Linked DNA regions of Homo sapiens: region 1 is linked to region 2. A link is a loop called in an ENCODE intact Hi-C map of the cell type or tissue named here. Cell type or tissue: PC-9. All regions are shown on one strand. Each heading gives the region's core, and the rest is flanking DNA. Links, peaks and the distances in the headings are about the cores only.

The links. Hi-C counts contacts between places; a loop is a spot of excess contacts. Peaks named below come from ENCODE experiments on the same cell type or tissue, not always from the same donor. Only the 100,000 strongest peaks of a DNase experiment are listed, where the experiment ranks them.
Region 1: it touches region 2 in a loop (9-fold over the local background); 3 of 110 quality-filtered maps call a loop at or near these places.

What each region holds. Positions count from the first base shown.
Region 1 is chr1:160,824,863-160,829,107 of GRCh38, forward strand. LY9 (lymphocyte antigen 9) reads left to right here. Exons shown (of 10, transcript NM_002348.4): 10 at 2,886-3,393. The coding sequence ends at 2,954. Among named protein-coding and RNA genes, the nearest start is that of LY9, 31 kb to the left of the region's middle. In PC-9, for the core only: no CTCF peak of the experiment used is centred there; a DNase peak (open chromatin) is centred at 1,809; H3K27ac peaks cover 3,076 bases.
Region 2 is chr1:160,745,960-160,750,486 of GRCh38, forward strand. It overlaps SLAMF7 (SLAM family member 7), which reads left to right. Exons shown (of 7, transcript NM_021181.5): 2 at 2,235-2,555; 3 at 3,862-4,134; 4 at 4,345-4,464. Among named protein-coding and RNA genes, the nearest start is that of SLAMF7, 9.0 kb to the left of the region's middle. In PC-9, for the core only: a CTCF peak has its summit at 2,385 (motif pointing right); a DNase peak (open chromatin) is centred at 1,352.

The DNA of each region.
Region 1 (4,245 bases), core at 246-4,245, 79 kb after region 2:
TCCAACTACTCAGAGACTGAGGCAGGAGAATGGCGTGAACCCAGGAGGCAGAGCTTACAGTGAGCCAAGTTCGTGCCACTGCACTCCAGCCTGGGCAACAGAACAAGACTCCATCTCAAAAAAAAAAAAAAAAAAAAAATTCCCAGCCTGGGCAACATGGTGAAACCCTGTCTTTATAAAAAGTTCAAAAAAAATTACCCAGGCCTGTGGTGGTACACACCTGTAGTCCCAGCTACTTAGGACACTTAAGTGGGAGGACCGCTTGAGCCGGGGAGTTCAAGGCTGCAGTGAGCCAAGATCATGCCACTGAAATCTAGCCTGGGTGACAGAGTGAGACCATGTCTTAAAAAAAAAAAAAAATCCCTTACAGGTAGAATTTATCATTAAATAATCATAATGATAATAATAACTGACTTGCTTTTATATGAAGTTTTGCAGTTACAATACCTTGATACACATTCTTCTTTGATCTTTGTAATACTTCTAGAAAAGTGTTGTCATCCACATTTTATAGCCAAAGAAACAGATTCAAGGAAGTTAATTTTGCCTAAGGTGACAAAGATAGTACTTGGAAGTTCCAGTATTAAGAACCATGAGGCGTTTTAAGATCATCCTGAGTAATCTTAAATAATTCACCTTGATCTGGCTGTCCATTTCATTTTCACTTTCCTGAAAACATCGTGTCCATTCATACTTTTGCTTTCAAATCTCCCCCAAATTCCCTCCCTATAACATATTCAAAAAAATATTTTTTAAAAAACTCTCGGCTGGGCGTGGTGGCTCATGCCTGTAATCCCAGCACTTTGGGAGGCCGAGGCAGGTGGATCACCTGAGGTCAGGAGTTCAAGACCAGCCTGGCCAACATGGTAAAACCCCATCTCTACTAAAAATATTAAAATTACCTGAATGTGGTGGCAGGCACCTGTAATCCCAGCTACTCAGGAGGCTGAGGCAGGAGAATTGCTTGAACCCAGGAGGTGGAGGTTGCGGTGAGCAGAGATCACACCATTGCACTCCAGCCTGGGCAACAAGAGCAAAACTCCATCTCAAAAAAAAAGAAAAGACTACAGTTGACCCTTGAACAATTCAGGGGTTTAGGAGTGCCAACCCCACCCCACTCCATGCAATCAAAAATCATTCTATAACTTTGACTCTCCAGAACTTAACTACTAACAGCCTACTGTTGACCAGAAGCCTTACCAAAAACATAAACATTTGATTAACACATATTTTGCATGTTACGTGTATTATATACTGTATTCTTACAATAAAGTAAGCTAGAGAAAAGAAATTATTAAGAAAATCATAAGGAAGATAAAATATGTATACTATTCATTAAGTGGAATTGGATCATTGTAAAGGTCTTCATCCTCACCTTCACATTGAGTAGGCTGAGGAGGAAGAGGAAGGGTTGGTCTTGTTCTTTCAAGAGTGGTAGAGGTAAAAGAGGTAGAGGAGGTAAAAGGGGAGGCAGGAGAGGCAGGCACACTCAGTGTGATGTTTATTGAAAAAAAATCTGCATATAAGTGGCCATGCAGTTCAAACATATGTTGCACTTATGCCTGGTGTTCCATTATTGGAACACTAAGCGTGTAGGAGTTATTTATATTCTACTGCTCAAGATCATCACCAGGGTCTGATTTTTCACTCATGCACAAATTCAAAAAATTGCAACCTCCTGCGTAAATGGGTTAAAGTTACTTGACTACTTAATAAATTGTATGCACAGTTCCTAAGGGTTTTTCAGAAGCTGAAGGTGGGGGATATCACTGCACTGTGGTAAAGAGGAAACACATCATGAAAAAGGAATTTGGGTTGGGCCTTAAAAGATGGATAGAATTTGCTCAGTAAACACTTGTTGGGATGTGTGGTTTGGTTCAACCATCATCCATCTCATCCTGACTTCTAGACAGTAGTCTAATGCTTAGCCAGCTAGAGACTTTGCCTTGGAACCTAAGGCCAAATCTGTGCTGTTCACTGCATTCCCAGAGCTGCTTTCTACTCTGGCCTGGCCCTTTGTGTTTGGGTCAATACCGGTCAAACTTAAAGTCAGTCCCTGCTCTGAGTTTCAGAATGACCACCACATGTCTGGTCAGTCCTGCAAGGCACACACACTACCCTGGAGACTGAGACCCCTGAAACCACCTCACTTACAGTGTAAGTTGAAATCATTGCATTTCCTGAGCCAAACTCTTGACAACTATATCTTTTGTCTTCAGAATTGTCAGGACCAGGAATTCTGGTTTTGGATCTCTGAAGGCCATTATTGCCTACTTGATCTGGAAATTCTCAAACCTACTTTAGTTCTTATTTCTGATATACCTCTCTGTACAACATCTCAAAGGTTTATGCTATCCCCAAGCTGTTGCTGGTACCCAACCTCCCGCTCCTCTGGGTCAGCACAGAGCTTATCTGCTCTTTAGAGCCTTCCCTGAACACTCTCAGACAGGGAAGCCTAAGAACCCTTGGGAACAGCTTGGGGACTAATGGTCTGGACCATTACTTTGGAACTTAACCTCTGCCATCTAAATTATCTTCTTATAAATGTTCGTTTTGTTTCTCCAGCTAGGGCAGAGATTGGAATCATTTGACAGTAGCTTCGTGAGGGCAAGCCCCTTCATTGTCATTTTTTTATCCCCTGGATTTGCTGCACTAAACTGTCTTGTGTTGTCCTTGCAGAGAGTCCAGCCCACAGCCTTTCCTATTAGGAGCCTCCATAAATGCTTGGCATCAGGCTGGTTGATTGCGCCATCCCTGGGCCAGCACATATGACTCTACTTCTGTAGGATGGACCAGTCATAGCCTGGCCTTGCCTTCCTCTTTCATCAGCCTCACTCTTCCAAGGCTTTATTAACCATATTCTTTTGTGGATTTTTGGCTCACAGGTGGTGCCACCACCACAACAGAATGATCTTGAGATTCCTGAAAGTCCTACCTATGAAAATTTCACCTGAAAGGAAAAGCAGCTGCTGCCTCTCTCCTGGGACCGTGGGGTTGGAAAGTCAGCTGGACCTCATGGGGCCTGGGGCTCACAGACAGAAGCACCTCAGAATTTCCTTCAGTGCCTCAGAGATGCCTGGATGTGGCCCCTCCCCCTCCTTCTCACCCTTAAGGACTCCCAAACCCATTAATAGTTCAGACACAGGCTCCTTCTTGGAGCCTATGGGCTTCAGATGTCTTTGCCCCATTTGTCACCTCGCACACTTATAGCGTTTCCTCCTCGAAATTCTACCAAGACTGGTCAAATGTTGCTGAGGGGCCTGGACCAGCTGTCCTTTACACCACCTTCTCAACACTGCTGAAAAGAACCCAAGAGAATTGTCACACATGACACAAGATGTACATAATATCATGCTCACTGCAGTGTTATTTAAAATAAAAGGCAGGAAATAACCTAAATGTCCATTCATTCAGTGAGAATCCAGTTACATATATGATTATATACCCATGCAACGGCAAACCCTGCCGCTTGGAAAGCAAGCAAGGACTAATAGGTGCTAATATGGAATGGGCTCTAAGATACATTATGGAGTGGAAAAAACAAAGTTCAGGACCATGTGCATTGTATGCTACCAGTTGGATTTAAAAAAAAAAATGTATGTTGGCCAGGCACGGTGGCTCATGCCTGTAACCCCAGCACTTTGGGAGGCCAAGGTGGGCAGATCACTTGAGGTCAGGAGTTCAAGACCAGCCTGGTCAACATAGTGAAACCCCGTCTCTAATAAAAATACAAAAAAACAATTAGCTGGGCATGGTGGTGTGTGCCTGTAATCTCGGCTACTTGGGAGGCTGAGGCAGGAGAATCACTCGAACCCAGGAGGCGGAAGTTGCAGTGAGCAGAGATTGCGCCACTGCATTCCACCCTTAGCAACACAGCGAGAGTTCATCTCAAGAAAAAAAAAAGAAGAAAGAAAGAAGAAAGAGAGAAAGAAAGAGAGAAAGGAAAGAAAGGAAAGGAAAGAAAGAAAGGAAGGAAGGAAGGAAAGAAAGAAAGAAAGAAAGAAAGAAAGAAAGAAAGAAAGAAAGAAAGAAAGAAAGAAAGAAAGAAAAGAAAGAAAGAAAAAGAAAAGAAAAGAAAAAATGTAAGTCTACATGCTTACATAGGCATAGAAAAGCTATGGAAAGAAATACAAAAAACATTAGTGGCTGCCTCTGGGGAGGAACTGGGAATCTCAAGTTGGGAAAGAGACATTTTTTACTGCACAATTTTTTGTACTGCTGGATTTTTTTAAAACCATATGTGTG
Region 2 (4,527 bases), core at 227-4,226:
CAATTTTTGATATCTGGATATGTCTGTATAGGAATTTGTCCTTTTACTAGAAAAGGCATGAGTTACATCAGTACTGGAGTAGAAGAAAAGATTGTGTCTAAGAGAGCAGGCTGTGAAATGAAACAGAGCCTGGATGCTTGGTCAGTCTCACAGGGCCAATTACACACAGGAGACACTGTACATAAGGCCCACGATAGTTTTAATTTTAATTTCTTTTAAAATCAGAAGAGAAATGAATATAGCAATAACAATAACAATGAATATATAATGAATCCAGCCCGGATCACATTCATTTTATACCAACACAGTCATGAAATATGATTTTTAATATTTCTTATGGAAGAAGGACCAACAAGGTCAAAAGTACACAGGAACCACAAAAGTCACCATGTAGCCTTGCAGTAGCATCATTAGAACTGTCAGGATCCTATAGCTTGGCTGTTTTGTTGGCTTTGCTTCTTTCATTTGTGCTTTTCATGACTGAATTAATAAAAATTCCATTTAAAAATTTCACCCTGACACTTTATGTTAAGAGGCAGAAGGGGAAATAACTTTGGGTTTTGTACTTTTAAGGAGAACACCTTTGTTGACAGCTGATGTGAGACCTCAGTTCTTGTCTACTTAGTTTAAAAGAATTTATATGAGAGATACACAGCAAAGGAAATACAGCATAGGGTAATTGATTGCAAAAGAATAAGAATATTTTGACAGTTAAGTGCAGAAAAGACAGTACATTCTGAGAGAAGGAAAATTCAGGGTGGGCTGCCCATAAGGATGAGACAGCAAAGACTGGCACTGGGGAGACCCCCTTTATGGGAGTCTTACATGATTATTCATAAGAGGGTGGGAAGAGGTGTTACTAGTAACCATGTTCTTGGTGGTCCTCTGGGTGGACGTGCACAGTAGCTATACATGCTTCTTCATAAATCTCGTGTCTCATTAGCATCTTAAATCTCCACCCATGGGTGTGTTTTTTACTATTATAATGAGCAAAGGGTCAGTTTGAGAACAAGTAAAATCAAAATCCGCATGCTCTCTACAGCGGAAAGTCCTCACTGAAGATAGCTTTGCTTAAATGAGCTCAATTACAATGTGAATGCTGAGGCTTATTGTATTGACTGTAGGGTCACCAGAGTTACTGCCTCCTGAGAACACTGTTACTTCCTTGACTACCTAACCTGCCTCACCTTTAAGGATTTAGTCTTAGTTTTTGTATTTCTATCAGCCTTGAATAAGTTCTTATCATTTCTACTATTTAGTTTTCTCATCTATAAAATATGCCCTTCAAGGTCTCGACCCTGTGGGTTTTGGTGTGTACTCTGCCTCTTACTAGGTGGCTTGAGTAAGTCATTTACCCCCACTGTGCCTCACATTCCTGATCCGTAAGATAGGGATATAAAGAATGTTTCTTCAAAAAGTTGTTTTAAGAGTTAAACAAGGCTGGGTGTGGTGGCTCATGCCTGCAATCCAGCACTTTGGGAGGCAGAGGCGGGCAGATCACTTGAGGTCAGGAGTTCAAGATCAGCCTGGCCAACATGGTGAAAACCCCACCTCTACTAAAAACACAAAAATTAGCTAGGTAAGATGGCACACACCTGGACTCCCAGCTACTCAGGAGGCTGAAGAAAGACAATCACTCTGAGGCAAGACAATCACTTGAACCCAGGACGTGGAGGTTGTAGTGAGCTGAGATCGTGCCACTGCAATCCCGCCTGGGCAACAGAGTGAGACTCTGTCTCAAAAACAAAAGTGTTAATCAAGATTATAATTTATGCTTTTAAACTGCTAGTCCCAAACTAAATTCTCTCACTGCTCTGTGTTATTCCCAGAGTCTGTCTCTCAAGTTTAATAGGTAAGAATAAGATGACTTACTCCCCACATCTGTTTACTGGTAATGCTCAGCTGGCCACTTCTGGAAGTTTCTTCAGCAGACATTCTTAACTGTTTTTCACCTACAACCACATAATCAGTGATGATTTTTTATAAGTCATACTCTCTGGGAGTGAACTAAGATTGTTGTGATACATAAATTTCTAATATAATGCTTCCATGTGAGCACTTACATAATAGGGTAACATGTGAGGGACCTCTATATGAGGTTCCAAAGGCTTTTCCAGGAGGTTGTTGTGTTGGACTGAGTGGGTTTCTCAGATCTCTCCAGGACCCAAAGGGGGTGAGTAATTGGTGACAAGGACAGGGAATCAGGCTTATTTTATGGTTCTCTGTGTTTATAGGGTCAGCAGCCTCTGGACCCGTGAAAGAGCTGGTCGGTTCCGTTGGTGGGGCCGTGACTTTCCCCCTGAAGTCCAAAGTAAAGCAAGTTGACTCTATTGTCTGGACCTTCAACACAACCCCTCTTGTCACCATACAGCCAGAAGGGGGCACTATCATAGTGACCCAAAATCGTAATAGGGAGAGAGTAGACTTCCCAGATGGAGGCTACTCCCTGAAGCTCAGCAAACTGAAGAAGAATGACTCAGGGATCTACTATGTGGGGATATACAGCTCATCACTCCAGCAGCCCTCCACCCAGGAGTACGTGCTGCATGTCTACGGTGAGCAAAATCAGTTCCAATGGTGGATGGCTGCCTTGGTGAGGTGGTGAGCTCCTTGACATGAGAGATGTTTAAGCAGAGGCTGAATAAACACTTGGCAAGAATGTGGGAGAGGGGACTTCTGCATGAATGAAATAGATGTAGCTGACCCCTGAGGTCCCTGCCTACTCAGAGATGTTGTAAGAAGCAGCGTGGTGCAGTGGATGGCTGATATGTGCAGTGGCCATCGCATAGATCAAGGTCAAATGCTGGCTTCTTTATTTAGTCACATGACCTTAGCCGAGTTATTTAATTTCTTCAAGTCTTAGTTTCCATATCTGTAGTGGGGAGGAAAGAAATGCCTACCTTAGGAAGATTTTTGGGCAAAATATCGATCACATCTCTTTCTCTACAGATTACAACCAATTGATAAATAGATGCAAGAAGGAGGGGATTAAAATATCAGCATATTTCTGGTAAATCTAGACAGGAGAAATGCTTCCTTTCAATTCTAGACCTTGGCACTCATCCAGGGAAGTTAAAATTATGAAACAATGACTCAAACTTCTTCAAGAAGAATAGCTGCTTCACTCACTGAGCCACAGTATCAGGAACCTTAGGGGATGGGCCTCCAGACTTGCTTGTAGGAGGTAGGCACTGCACCTGATCCAGGTGTGTCTTCCATATAGACATGGTTGAAGGGAACAGAAGATATGTATTCTGCAGGCTAACTAGTCAGGGGAGGAAGAAAAAGGGCAAAACACATTTTAACTGCAACCTTTAACGTCTCAAACCCATGAGTAGAGAAAGGTAAATGATGAATGTCAGACTCTTACCATCTCACCAATGAACCAACTACTCATTCTCTGAGGCAGGGGAGTGAGCACAGAGTAGAGAAGGGGGCCAGAAGGGCTACTCCAACACAATTTTCTCCTAGAGAGTAAAGTGAACTCTCATAGAGAGTAAAGGGAAGCCTGAGGACAGAGACTAGGGAACCTCTAGAACAGATAATATTAGCGGACATCTAACATGCGTTATCACAGTGCTTGCCATGTGGCTATGCTTAGTAAATGACAGTTATATTCTTATTGCATTATTATTTCTATTATTTCTATTGTTGTTATTGTTATTATTATTATATAGCTATGGTAAAGCAGACCTAGGTAGTTCTCTTTTCCAGATACGAATGAGGATTCTGCTCTGAATTACTGCTTTCTCTCCAGTCTGGAGCTCCCAGGGAGATTCAGGTCCAAGGTATCCAAGGATAATTCAGAGAATGGAGAGCTATAGGCAGAGTTTCCACCTCTGGTTTTCCTTCCTCTCACAGAGCACCTGTCAAAGCCTAAAGTCACCATGGGTCTGCAGAGCAATAAGAATGGCACCTGTGTGACCAATCTGACATGCTGCATGGAACATGGGGAAGAGGATGTGATTTATACCTGGAAGGCCCTGGGGCAAGCAGCCAATGAGTCCCATAATGGGTCCATCCTCCCCATCTCCTGGAGATGGGGAGAAAGTGATATGACCTTCATCTGCGTTGCCAGGAACCCTGTCAGCAGAAACTTCTCAAGCCCCATCCTTGCCAGGAAGCTCTGTGAAGGTGACTGCCTCTCCCCTCTCCACAGGAGACTCTGCCCAGGTCCTACACCTTCTTCAGCTCCTAGCCCCCATGGGAACAGACACTGTATGGAAACTGGAGGCCGCTGGGTGGTCACCAGGCTGGGAGGAAGGTGGCAGGTGCTCCAAGACCTGGGTCGTTTTCCTGAGCTGACTTTTCTCCCTTCCCTGTGCCTCCACCCATTCTCTGAAGGTGCTGCTGATGACCCAGATTCCTCCATGGTCCTCCTGTGTCTCCTGTTGGTGCCCCTCCTGCTCAGTCTCTTTGTACTGGGGCTATTTCTTTGGTTTCTGAAGAGAGAGAGACAAGAAGGTAGAGCGTGTACTATTTTTGTCCTCACCCACATTCATGTTTTTCTCCTTCACTGATTCAACA